Regions from separate parts of the Homo sapiens genome. Here regions 1, 2 and 4 are each linked to region 3. The links are chromatin contacts, found by Hi-C or POLR2A ChIA-PET in ENCODE. All regions are on one chromosome and are shown on one strand. Each heading gives the region's core, a stretch centred on a gene start or an enhancer-like site at or near the end of the contact. The rest is flanking DNA. Distances are from core to core; before and after follow the strand shown. Region 1 holds the start of CLNS1A (chloride nucleotide-sensitive channel 1A). Region 2 holds the start of TENM4-AS1 (TENM4 antisense RNA 1). Region 3 holds the start of NARS2 (asparaginyl-tRNA synthetase 2, mitochondrial). Region 4 holds the start of AQP11 (aquaporin 11).

Region 1 (2,700 bases), core at 109-2,608, 940 kb after region 3:
CCGCCTCTCGGGTTCACGCCATTCTCCCGCTTCAACCTCCCGAGTAGCTGGGACTACAGGCACCTGCCACCACGCCCGGCTAATTTTGTTTTTGTATTTTTAGTCGAGACGGGGTTTCACCGTGTTAGCCAGGCTGGTCTCGATCTCCTGTCCTCGTGATCTGCCCGCCTCGGCCTCCCAAAGTGCTGGGATTACAAGCATGAGCCACTGCACCCGGCCTAGAGTTTTATTTTTACTCAAATCAGTTTCCCAGAGCATTCAGGGATCAAAGTTTTTTTGTTTTTTGTTTTTTGTTGTTTTTTTTTTTTTTTTGAGACGGGGTCTCGCTCTGTCGCCCAGGCTGGAGTGCAGTGGCGCTATCTCGGCTCACTGCAAGCTCTGCCTCCCGGGTTCACGCCATTCTCCTGCCTCAGCCTCCCCAGTAGCTGGGACCACAGGCGCCTGCCACCACACCCGGCTAATTTTTTTGTATTTTTAGTAGAGACGGGGTTTCACCATGTTAGCCAGAATGGTCTTGATCTCCTGACCTCGTGATCCGCCCGCCTCGGCCTCCCAAAGTGCTGGGATTACAGGCGTGAGCCACCGCGCCCAGCCAGGGATCCAAGTTTTTAAGGATAATTTGGCAGGTTGGGGAAGGCCAGTGAGTCAAGAGTGCTGATTGGTTGGGTGGGAGATGAAGTCACAGGGAGTTGAAGCTGTCCTCTTGCGCTGAGTCAGTTCCTGGGTTGGTGGGGAGGGGGCACAAGATCACATAGCCAGTTTATCCATCTGGTGGTGCCAGCTGATCCATCAAGTGCAGGGTCTGCAACATATCTCAAGCACCGATCTTAGGTGCAGTTTAGGGAGGGTCAGAATCTTGTAGCTTGCAGCTGTAATTTCTAATCTAAACCATAATTTCTAATCTTGTGGCTGATTTGTTAGTCCTACAAAGGCAGTCCAGTCCCCAGGCAAGAAGGAAGTTTGTTTTGGGAAAAGGCTGTCATCATCTTTGTTTTAAACTTCAAACTGTAAACTAAGTTCCTCCCAAAGTTAGTTCAGCCTATATCCAGCAATGAACAAGGACAGTTTGGAGGTTAGAAACAACATGGATTTGGGTAGGTCAGATCGCTTTCAGTGTCTCAGTTATAATTTTGCAGTGGTGGTTTCACTGTGACAATCCTGAGGGACTTCCCACAGAACCCTCAGTTATTGAAGCCCAAAGCCTCAGAAATGGCGAGGAAGAAGGGGAAGGGTGTTGCGCGGTCAAACTCCACACGTTCTTAGCCGACCTCCGCCGCTTTTCCTAGAATGTCTCATCTCTATGGTCGACGGCGTTCAGATTCCGGGGCAGACTAAGTTGTTCTTCCGGGGTGACTGCCTCTTCCAGGGCGGGCGGTGTGGTGCACGCATTGCTGTGCTCCAACTCCCTCAGGGCCTGTGTTGCCGCACTCTGCTGCTATGAGCTTCCTCAAAAGTTTCCCGCCGCCTGGGCCAGCGGAGGGGCTCCTGCGGCAGCAGCCAGACACTGAGGCTGTGCTGAACGGGAAGGGCCTCGGCACTGGTACCCTTTACATCGCTGAGAGGTAGGGTTCCTGGTCCCCAGCGCTGGCCTCCTGCGCGCCGCCCTCCTCCTTGCTGGAGCAGGCGGTGCGAAGGAGCCGGGCAAGGGGCGGCCTGGAGGCCTGCTGGGAGCGGGGTCTCGTGCCCGACGCCTCAGGGATACCTGTAGCGGGTGGAAGGCTCGATTTTTCTAGTACTCCTCCGGAGTCTTCCATTCTCTGTTTTCTCCGGCCGGAATTTCCCCTTATGGATTGTGCTTTTTTTTTTTTTTTTTCTTTTTTTCCTCTTTCTCTTTCTCTGTCTCTTTCTCTCTTTCTTTCTTCTTCTTTTCTTTCTTTCTTTCTTTTATTTTCTTTTTTTTTTTTTTTTAACTCGCCTATTTACTGGAGGTCTGGCGCGTGCGTTGCCCTTAACGCACGGTCTGGTTTTAAGGGTCTGAAGTGTGCCTGTCTTTCCGGATGAACAGATGCAGGAGATGTTCCCCTCTCTGGGATACGTAGTTTCAGAGCCGACTGTGGAGGACTTTTAAAGTTTGGTTACACAATAAAGATTTTCTTCTGTAGGTATAGTAAGGAGAGGAACACCCTTAACTCGACACAGACAGGGGTCATATGCAGAGGGACCAGACTCCCGTTTTGGGGTCCTGGAAGGAATTGCCCTTTTATTTGGCCACGTGGAGCACTTTGGTATTTTGACAGTCAGATAGATCTACCGTAAATATTGTGGTTGTAGAACAGAGGTCCCTGTTTCCTTGACATGCAGTTTTCTTTATTTTGAAGCCTGTAATGACACATCGAATCTTTCCTGCCCTTCAGATATGTGTTGCTTCCCCTTTTGCTCCATCACTTGTCTACAGCCAGAGAAAATTCTCTACTTTTAAGAGCTCATGTGATTACTTTGGAACCACCTGTAAAATCCAGGATAATCTCCCTATGTTACTGTCGACTGGTAACCTTAATTACGTTTGTGAAGTCCCTTTTGCTGTGTAATATAACATATTCACCCGCATGACACCAGAAAGTGAAGGTCGTGGGGCCAAAATTCTGCCTACTACAGAATCCAGAGCACAAAAACTGTAAAGAACCTCTGCTTTAAAGGGAAATTTAGACATTGAACAAGGTTTAGGCTTCAGGCCAGAAACTGAGATAGGACATATGGATG
Region 2 (2,700 bases), core at 134-2,633, 520 kb before region 3:
CTAGGCTGGGGAGACAGTCAGAGCTGAAGGGAGGACTACCTCTCTCTGGGCCTGTGTGGACAATATCCCCCACCCCCCAATGCCTACTGGAATTTGACACTTCTCACTGATTCACCCCTTTCTTTCACAAGGGAGTGAGGGGAGGAAACACCTCCAAACCTGACATCCTGGAAAAGAGGCATGGTAGACGAATATGGGCTCGGAGTCAGATCTCGATCCATATCCCAGCCCTACTGTTTCCTAGGCATGGGGTCTTGGACAACTCTTTTCACACCCCTGAGCTCCGTGTCTTCATCAGTCACATGGAATTTAAAAATGGCACTTGCACAGAGCTGCTGTGAGGGATAAATGGGCCAGCACATATAAAGCATACTGCACAGTGATTGGCCCATCACAGGCACTCAGGAAGTGTTCTCTCCCCTCCTTTTTCCTTACTCCATCCAAATACTCAGGCTGTCTGGCCCCAAAACCCATGCTTGCTGTGCAGTCCTGTGCTCTCTAGGCAGGGATCTGTGAGTTATTTTCTGATTATCTCAAGCTTCTGAACCAGCTCTGTCCAGTGGAACCTTCCGCCATGATGGAGATGGGCTATGTCTACAGTCTCTAATGCAGTAGCCACTAGCCACATGTGGCTATTGTACTTTTGAAATGTACCTAGTATGACTAAGGAACTCAATTTGTAACTTTGATTTTAATTAGAAACTTAAATTCAGCTACCTGTGCCTGGCTGGTGGCTGCCATATTGGACAGCATAAGCCTAAACCGTAAAGATGGGATGTGAAGACTTGGCTTGGCATTGGCTCAAGGTACATGGCCTTGGGCAAGTCTTATTTAGTGTTTATTGAGTTGAGAGCAATGGAGGCTCCAGGAGGAGAAGACGTAAGCCCTGGAATTGTCCTGTTGCATGGATGAGATTTGCACCTATGAGACAGAGACAAGGGGATGCATTCCAACTCCTCCCCCAGCATTTCTGACCTCTAAGCCATCCCCACTCTGGATTGGGCCTCCCCCTCCTTTGTTCCCACTGTGTCTAGTGCTTTCTTTGCCCCAAGGACTTCCCACACTGGACCATAAATACTGTTTTCAGGATCAGCATCTCCTCCCACTTTGCCATCACAGTGAATCATCATACAGCAGATGATCAGAGGCTGTAGCCTCCACCCAGGAGAGGATGGTGCCTTGAGTGGGGCCCTAGGAATGGGGGAAGTAGAAAGGGAAAGTTGCTCTACTCCACCGTCCTTAAAGGTGGCTCGTAGTCCTCATGCCTGTCACTTTCCAATCCCAAGATGGCCAGCAGAGCTTACCTTTATGGCAAGAAGAACAAGTGGCATCAGCAAAAGCCCTCCCAAGCTCCCTCTGCCAGTCCAGTGAACTTCCTTTTTTCATCTTACTGGCCAGAAGTGGGTCACATGATTACCACTAGCTGCAAGGGAGGCTGGGAAGTTGAGTATCTGGCAAAGAGGAAACAGACTTGTCTTGATTGCCTTAGCCAAATTATGAGTCATTGCCCCAGGGCTAAGTGTGTTGCTTTCTCCAGCAAAATTTGGCTTGTGTTAGCCTGGAAAATGGGGTAGAGAATGATTCTTGGGTTAAGTCACTAACACCACCTGTCTCAGTAACCATTGCACAATTAGTATAGCATTGTGCAACTTACCAAGTACTCTTGACATGTAATTCTGTTTGAGCCTCTCAAGTTTGTGAGACAGCTCAGTGGTTACAATCCTCATACTGCAGATAAGGAAAACAAGGCTCTGAGAATTAGAGTAACTTACCTCAGGAAACAAGGGATCCAGGGCTAGCAGCCAGCTCTCCAGATTCTAGAGCCTCCTCCTACGAACCAGGAGAAAAGCCTCAGCTGGGAGCAGCAACCAGAAGCCATTTATCTTTGTATTCTAAACATCTGCCTCTGTGGCCTGGCACAAAATAGGTGTTCAGTAAATGTTTGATGGATCTATTAATTAATGCATTACTTTATTAATGTACTAACTTGACTCATTGAGCAGGGGATAAGAATGAAGAGAACTGGCCGCCTACTCTTTAGTTAAAATAAGCAGCATGAACCCTTTCCAGGCCTGGCTGGCTGTGAGCATTTCATTTCCTACCAATTGTGCACACTCTGCTAGCCATGTGAGAAGATAGAGGCCACACTTAGAAGGTCCACTGATGGCCAGGATGTGATGGGGGACAAAGCTGGGTCCATGCGAATGACGCAGTCTCCCGAGAACTTGGCCTAGGAGTCAGGAGGTCTCCATCAGGGGAGAATGGAAGATCTACTGGGAAAGGTGCATGAGGAGGGGAGTCAGTGATCATTCACTTGGCTCCCTCAGCCTTGAAAATGGTTCAGCTCAGTAAACATCTCACGCATTGCCACAAACCTGTGTCAAGAACATGTACGTACACTCATTACTTTGAAAGTCAGTCTGCCCCACCAGACTGGGCGCTCCCCAAGGCAGGCTCTAAATCCCATCTGCATCCCCAGTGCCTGGCAGCAGAGATGGAGTTGGAATGGAGGGATGTAAAGAAAAAAAGGCCTGCCCCTTGCCTCCAGGGCTCACCATATTTTGAATGAGACCAACACCCACCTAAATAATAGACAAATTGCAGAGCACTGAGCTCTCCAACAGAATCCAGGAGCACTGGGTTGGGGAAGTGAGGGATGATGAGGCGATGAAGTCAGGGGGCATGTGGGAGGGCATCTAA
Region 3 (2,700 bases), core at 8-2,507:
GATAAAATATCAAAAATAATTTTTTGGATAAATTTAAGAGGTAGCCTAATATATAAGGGTGACTTTTCAGTCCAAACAAATGCAGACAACTCATACATCTATGTGTGCACTTACTGGTTTATATTTCAGTAGTCTCTTTTCTTGCTTGTCTCCATCTCTAAAGCATGAGCTCCTTGATGGAACAGATCACCTTGGGACACTATGTAATACAGCATACTGCTTAAGTGCATAGAGCCAGCACTTCTGGGTTTAAATCTCACACTTAGGGAATGTGTATCCTTAAGTAGGTCATCTAGCCTTTCTGTGCGTAAGTTCTCTCATTTGTAAAATGGGTATAATAATAGTAGCAACTTTAAGTAAGGTAAAAGTGAGAGAGAGAGAGTGAGAGTGAGAGGGAGCGGGAGAGAGACAGCGAGGGCGAGCGCTGGTCTTGAACTCCTGGGCTGAAGCAATCCTCCTGCTTCTGCCTCCCTAAGAGTTGGGATTACAGGCGTGAGCCACCGCACTTGGCCAAACGTTTTACTTTTTAAATTAGATTAAAAACCTTTTAATGACCGTCATTGAGTTACAGAATTTTTTTTTTAATAAAACGTAGCCTAATATATAAAAGGGTCATTGTTTCCAGGTCAAACAAATGCAGATAGCTGTGTTGGAGGGCAGAGGGAAGAGGGAGACTTGGAGGATTCTGGCAGGAAACACTCGAGTTTCCTCCAGTCTCTGCAACATCTTCCCACCGTCTTGCCTGCCATATGCAAGGTCCCTCCAGTTCCTTTTATTTACCTGTCAGAGGACTACTTTCTCCAGGAAGCCATCTCTGGCGTCCCACGCTTAGGCTCTGTCAGGCAAACTGATCGCCCTTTTATGCAACTGTCTGTTTAGCTGTCTGATACCACACAACTGTGACTTGCGCATTGGGGCTATGTCTGATTTTTCTCTGCGGAGTACTCAGGAAAGGAACGACTGATCTCTTCAAGCGAATCCTGTTAACAGCTAAGAGCCTCCTCTTACTTGGATCCCTATTGTTGACTGATGGAGACGGTTTCCCTCTCCATCAGTCACTCCTTGCCTCTCAGTTTCTCAGCCTCACCTGGAAACTTTAGAAATGAAGACCCTCAGATGTGCTCCCACGTTCTTTCAGCGATAATCTCTACAACCTTAGGGCATTAGCTCCGCCCCGTCTCGGCTCCTGACCCCGCCCCCTCCCGCACGCCTCCCTAAGCCTGGGTCACAAGTACGCATGCTCTCCCTTCTTCCCCGTAGCGTGATGACGTAAGCGGCGTTGGCGTGGTGTGGTAGGAGTGGTTGCGCGTGTTGCGGCCCGGGTTCTGTTCGTAGGTTTACAATTGTCGCGGGTAGTGGGGCGCCCCAGCTGCCAACTGCACGTGGTTTCTTTCTGGCGTTTGCCTAGTGTCCTGTCCATTCCGCCCCGTTGGGAAGTGGGAAGCGGAGAGGTTCTGTGGGGACAGAGCTGGGAGTCCTGAAGGAGAAAGCGCGCAGCCGAGGGGCTCTGGAGTGCCTTAGAGCAGAGCTGCGGCCGCGGAAGGGGAGCAGCTGAGAAAGGAGGGCCGCTGCAGGCGGGGTTCGAACCGTGGGGTCTGGGCTGCTCCCGCGGAGGGCCTGGGCGGACGCGGGATGCTGGGGGTCCGCTGCCTGCTGCGGTCCGTGCGCTTCTGTTCCTCCGCCCCCTTCCCCAAGCACAAACCTTCAGCCAAACTGAGCGTGCGGGACGCTCTCGGGGCTCAGAACGCGAGTGGGGAGCGCATTAAGATCCAGGTTGGTGAATGGGAAGGGAGTGGGTTTTTTCTTGTAGGGACTTTTATATGGCACATCCACATCTAGCTTTTCTTTTACAGTCGGGTCAGACACAACCGCCAGCAGGGAAAAGTTAGAAAGTGTAGGCGTCGCGGGTTTGCACTTTTCTGATTTCCATTACTTTTCACAAAACTGTTCCGATAACTGTAAAGCGCTGGAACTTTGCTTTCATGATTCCAGGGTATTACCTGTAAACTTGTTAATCATACCAAAAGTGTAAATGAACAAGCCCCCTTTCTCTATCTTTATCCCTTATAATGAATATCCAGGTTTATAAAGTGGTTGTCTTGACCTCCCTCCTTGAGAGCAGAAACCGTGTCTTACCTGCCTTTGTATTCACACATGGCTGACAGCAAATACTTGTTCAAACCATGCCTTTTAAACTTTTAGCGACCTCAGTGCCTATTGTGGGGGTCTGCATGTAATTTATTTTTAATGAATTCGGAGAAAGACTGGAATGTAGCAGTTTGAAAGAGCTCTGGAGTTAAGCTGCTTAGGTTTAAATCTCTGCATAGCGTTTATGCGTTCTACACCTTATTTTCCTCTTATGGAAAGAGATAATAATTGTCCCTGAGTCCTGAAAATTAAATGAGGTAATGGAAGTAAGATATTTAGAACAGTGGCTCATAGTCTACAAATGTTAGCTGCTATTGTTTCTCTTGCTGATTATATTATTTGCAGCAGCTCCACATAGAAGAGGTGCAGAATAAACAAGGTGTTTGACTGTTTCTTATTAGGTTGCTGAAGTACACTGATGTGGTTATTTATTTTTTGAGACAGGGTCTAGCTCTGTCACCCAGACTGGAGCGCAGTGATGTGATCTCAGATGACTACAACCTCCATCTCCCAGGCTCAAGCAATCCTCCTGCCTCGGCCTCCAGAGTAGCT
Region 4 (2,700 bases), core at 195-2,694, 980 kb after region 3:
ATTTAAAATGACACATTTCATCATTAAATACTTGTGTTTTGGATTTCCTCCTCCCACTTAGGACTAGATTGCCCACTGCATCTGAGATCTGTCAAAGTAAACAAATGGTTTAAAAGAAATCAACAGATTTCTCAAGAGTTATATTTTAAAAAGCATCTTTAATTTGAAGCAAGTTATCATTTAAACATTTTTCTTAATAGGTCACTTAAAAGTTCATGTATAACTCAAAATGAATTATTAAGGAAATAAGAAATTTCATAACTCAAAATGAATTATTAAGGAAATAAGAAATGACTTTAAATCATTTATAGGACTAAAATGGAACTACAAAATTTCTACCCTCCGCTCTTATACTAACCAATCATGTGCCTTGTGCTTTAAATCGAAAGGAACTTTGTAAAGCCAGGATCATTTTTCAGTAAGAGTATCCGAAACGATCTATACCACCTTGGCATGAAGAAAGAGGCAGTTAATAAGTTATCTTTCCTTTCTACCATTAAAACAATCCCTTTGTAGGATATCTGAACCCTTGGCAATATCTCACAGTATCTCAGTTTCAGCACAGAGGTGGCTCCTTTCTCTGGGTGTTCAAAGCAGCACTGCATGAAGGCTCTACGTGTCGGCCCTACTGGTTAAGAACGGGCTGCAAAATGGTTAGAATAACGGGGATACCAGCATTTACATCATAGCGGGATAGACGGTTTCAAATGTATTTTAGTAAAGAACTTACAGCCTCATGTCATAGAGGCTCTGGAAGTGCCAAGTATTTGGTGAGAATGACAAACCTGCATAGACCAAAAAGGTGATGAGTGCAGCCAGCAGGTGGATACGAAGCTTGGTTCGGACTTCCTGGAAGTGCAGCAGAGCGCTGTGGAAGAGAAAGGAGCAGACGGCCTCTGTGATGACCGCTTTGAGCAAGTCGACTCGGATGGGATTCTTGCAAGCGAAGCTCCTCTCGCTGACGTGATACTGGGTCAGACCCAAGCTCCACAAGGCGCTTGTGCAGTACCTGCTGCACAGGGCACTAACCAGCTGAGCCAATAGCCTCACCGCACCCGTCTCGGGGGACATGCCCCCCAGCATCATCTGCATCATCACGCCGCACGGGTTGCTGGACGTGCCCACCAGAGTCAGGCCATGCACAAGCGAGAAGAAGTAGACGAGCGTCAGCGTCCAGGTGGGGTGCGCGGGGTGCTGTTCGCTCAGCAGTTGCAGCTCGTGGGTGCAGCAGCAGAGCTGGAAGGTGGCTAGAAACTCCAGGACGAAGGCGTGGGCCACCGGCCTGTGCAGCTGCTGCCGGGCGACTACGCGGGCCAGCCCCATGAGCAGCACCACCGACAGCATCAGTCCCAGCGAGGTGCAGGTGTCCTGCAGCTCGGACCGGAGCCCCAGCAGCGGCGACATGGCTCCGTCGCCGCCTGAGCGGGTTGCGGGCTCCGGCTCTGGGTAGGAGGCGGTCTCCAGGCCCGAGTCCGAAGTCCGCAGCCCCTCCCCTCCTCACGCCCCTCGGGGCGGGACGAGCGGGAGGCTCCCGAGCGGCACACTTAAGAAGTCCTCCCCGCCTCCCCGGCTTGGCGCTGGGGTGTTGGAACCAGAGCCGAGGAGGCGGGGAGGCGGGGAGGCGGGGAGGCGCGGGGAGGCGCGGGGAGGCGAAGGGAGGTAGCCTAGGGCGCCGGCCGCAGGGCCAACGGTCAGCCGAGCCCACCGCGCACTCACCCTCCGCAGTCTCCCTCAGGGCCTTGTAGGCGGGCGCGGCGGCGGAGGGCCGGCGCGGCGCGGTCGACGCAGCGCTCTTGGTGCCCACTGCGCACGCGTGCTGCGGCCCTTGCGCCCCTGCGGGCGGTGACACCCGGACCACGGGGCGGAGAGGAGCGGCACGGCGCGGCGGAGCTCTGATGGTTGCTTTGCAGCGAGGACCTTAGAGTTTTTCTTTCCCCGCTCCACACTGTAAAACCGTGGAGCTGGAAAGACCGCTGAAGGCCATCTCACATAGCCACCTCGTTTTTATCAATGGGCGACTGAAATTGAGAGGGGAGACGCGGCGCAGGGGGCGGGTGAGTTAGTGGGCGTAGACCGGTGCGCAGGGCCTCCTGGAGCCTTGCTTTTCTTCACCTGCCAAAAAACATTTCTAAAAATGGTGGTAATATATGCCAGATAAAATTCGCCACTTTAATCAATTTAAGTGTATATTTCAGTGGCATCGATTACCCTCACAGTGTTGTTCAACAGTCACCTCTTTTTTCCAGAACTTGAGCGGTGATTCTTCAAAGTGTAGCCTAGTTTTAGCATGTGACTGTCTATAACCTTTGGCATGAACTCTTTACGTATAATATGAAACAGTTGTGTCTTACTGTTACATGCACTCTTCGTGAAGAGGAAACAACAGGTAACTGGAGAGGTCTGTTTCCAAGAACTGGGGGTCCTGGCGCACCTCTTCCATCTGCTTTGAAAGCAGGAATACGGCTGCGTGAGGTGGAGCGCGTCCGGAGTCCCAGCACGGAGAGGCTTAGGTGGGAAGACCGCTTGACCCCAGGAGTTCCAGGCTGCAGTGAGCTGAGATCGCGCCACTGCACCCCTGCCTGGGCCACAGAGCGAGACGCTGTTTTTAGAAACAAAAACAACAACAAAAACCGGGCGCGGCTGGGCGCGGTGGCTCACGCCTATAATCCCAGCACTTTGGGAGGCCGAGGCGGGCGGATC

What was found. Hi-C counts contacts between places; a loop is a spot of excess contacts on that map. ChIA-PET counts read pairs that join two places held with the same protein, here RNA polymerase II (POLR2A). Pooled maps may share reads with other maps.
Region 1: a loop to region 3 is called in a map of CD4-positive, alpha-beta T cell, with 4 times the contacts of the local background. The contact joins the promoter of CLNS1A here to the promoter of NARS2 in region 3. A Hi-C loop is called at or near these places in 2 of 168 maps with a recorded cell type or tissue (CD4-positive, alpha-beta T cell and naive thymus-derived CD4-positive, alpha-beta T cell), 2 of 37 single-sample maps with no recorded cell type and 14 of 50 pooled maps. POLR2A ChIA-PET finds 5 or more read pairs at or near these places in 1 of 52 experiments (GM10248).
Region 2: a loop to region 3 is called in a map of ascending aorta, with 2.3 times the contacts of the local background. The contact joins the promoter of TENM4-AS1 here to the promoter of NARS2 in region 3. A Hi-C loop is called at or near these places in 1 of 168 maps with a recorded cell type or tissue (ascending aorta).
Region 4: a loop to region 3 is called in a pooled map, with 6 times the contacts of the local background. The contact joins the promoter of AQP11 here to the promoter of NARS2 in region 3. A Hi-C loop is called at or near these places in 5 of 50 pooled maps.

What each region holds. Positions count from the first base shown.
Region 1 is chr11:77,636,452-77,639,151 of GRCh38, reverse strand. CLNS1A (chloride nucleotide-sensitive channel 1A) reads left to right here and starts at 1,358. Exons shown (of 7, transcript NM_001293.3): 1 at 1,358-1,562. The coding sequence starts at 1,438. RefSeq lists enhancers at 1,217-1,456, 1,111-1,630.
Region 2 is chr11:79,091,956-79,094,655 of GRCh38, reverse strand. It overlaps TENM4-AS1 (TENM4 antisense RNA 1), which reads right to left and starts at 1,383. Exons shown (of 2, transcript NR_199027.1): 1 at 1,305-1,383. The region is part of intron 4 of TENM4 (teneurin transmembrane protein 4); the gene reads left to right.
Region 3 is chr11:78,573,421-78,576,120 of GRCh38, reverse strand. NARS2 (asparaginyl-tRNA synthetase 2, mitochondrial) reads left to right here and starts at 1,257. Exons shown (of 14, transcript NM_024678.6): 1 at 1,257-1,773. The coding sequence starts at 1,633. RefSeq lists enhancers at 962-1,101, 1,762-1,871.
Region 4 is chr11:77,588,697-77,591,396 of GRCh38, reverse strand. AQP11 (aquaporin 11) reads right to left here and starts at 1,444. Exons shown (of 3, transcript NM_173039.3): 1 at 786-1,444. The coding sequence starts at 1,404. RefSeq lists a silencer at 1,468-2,097.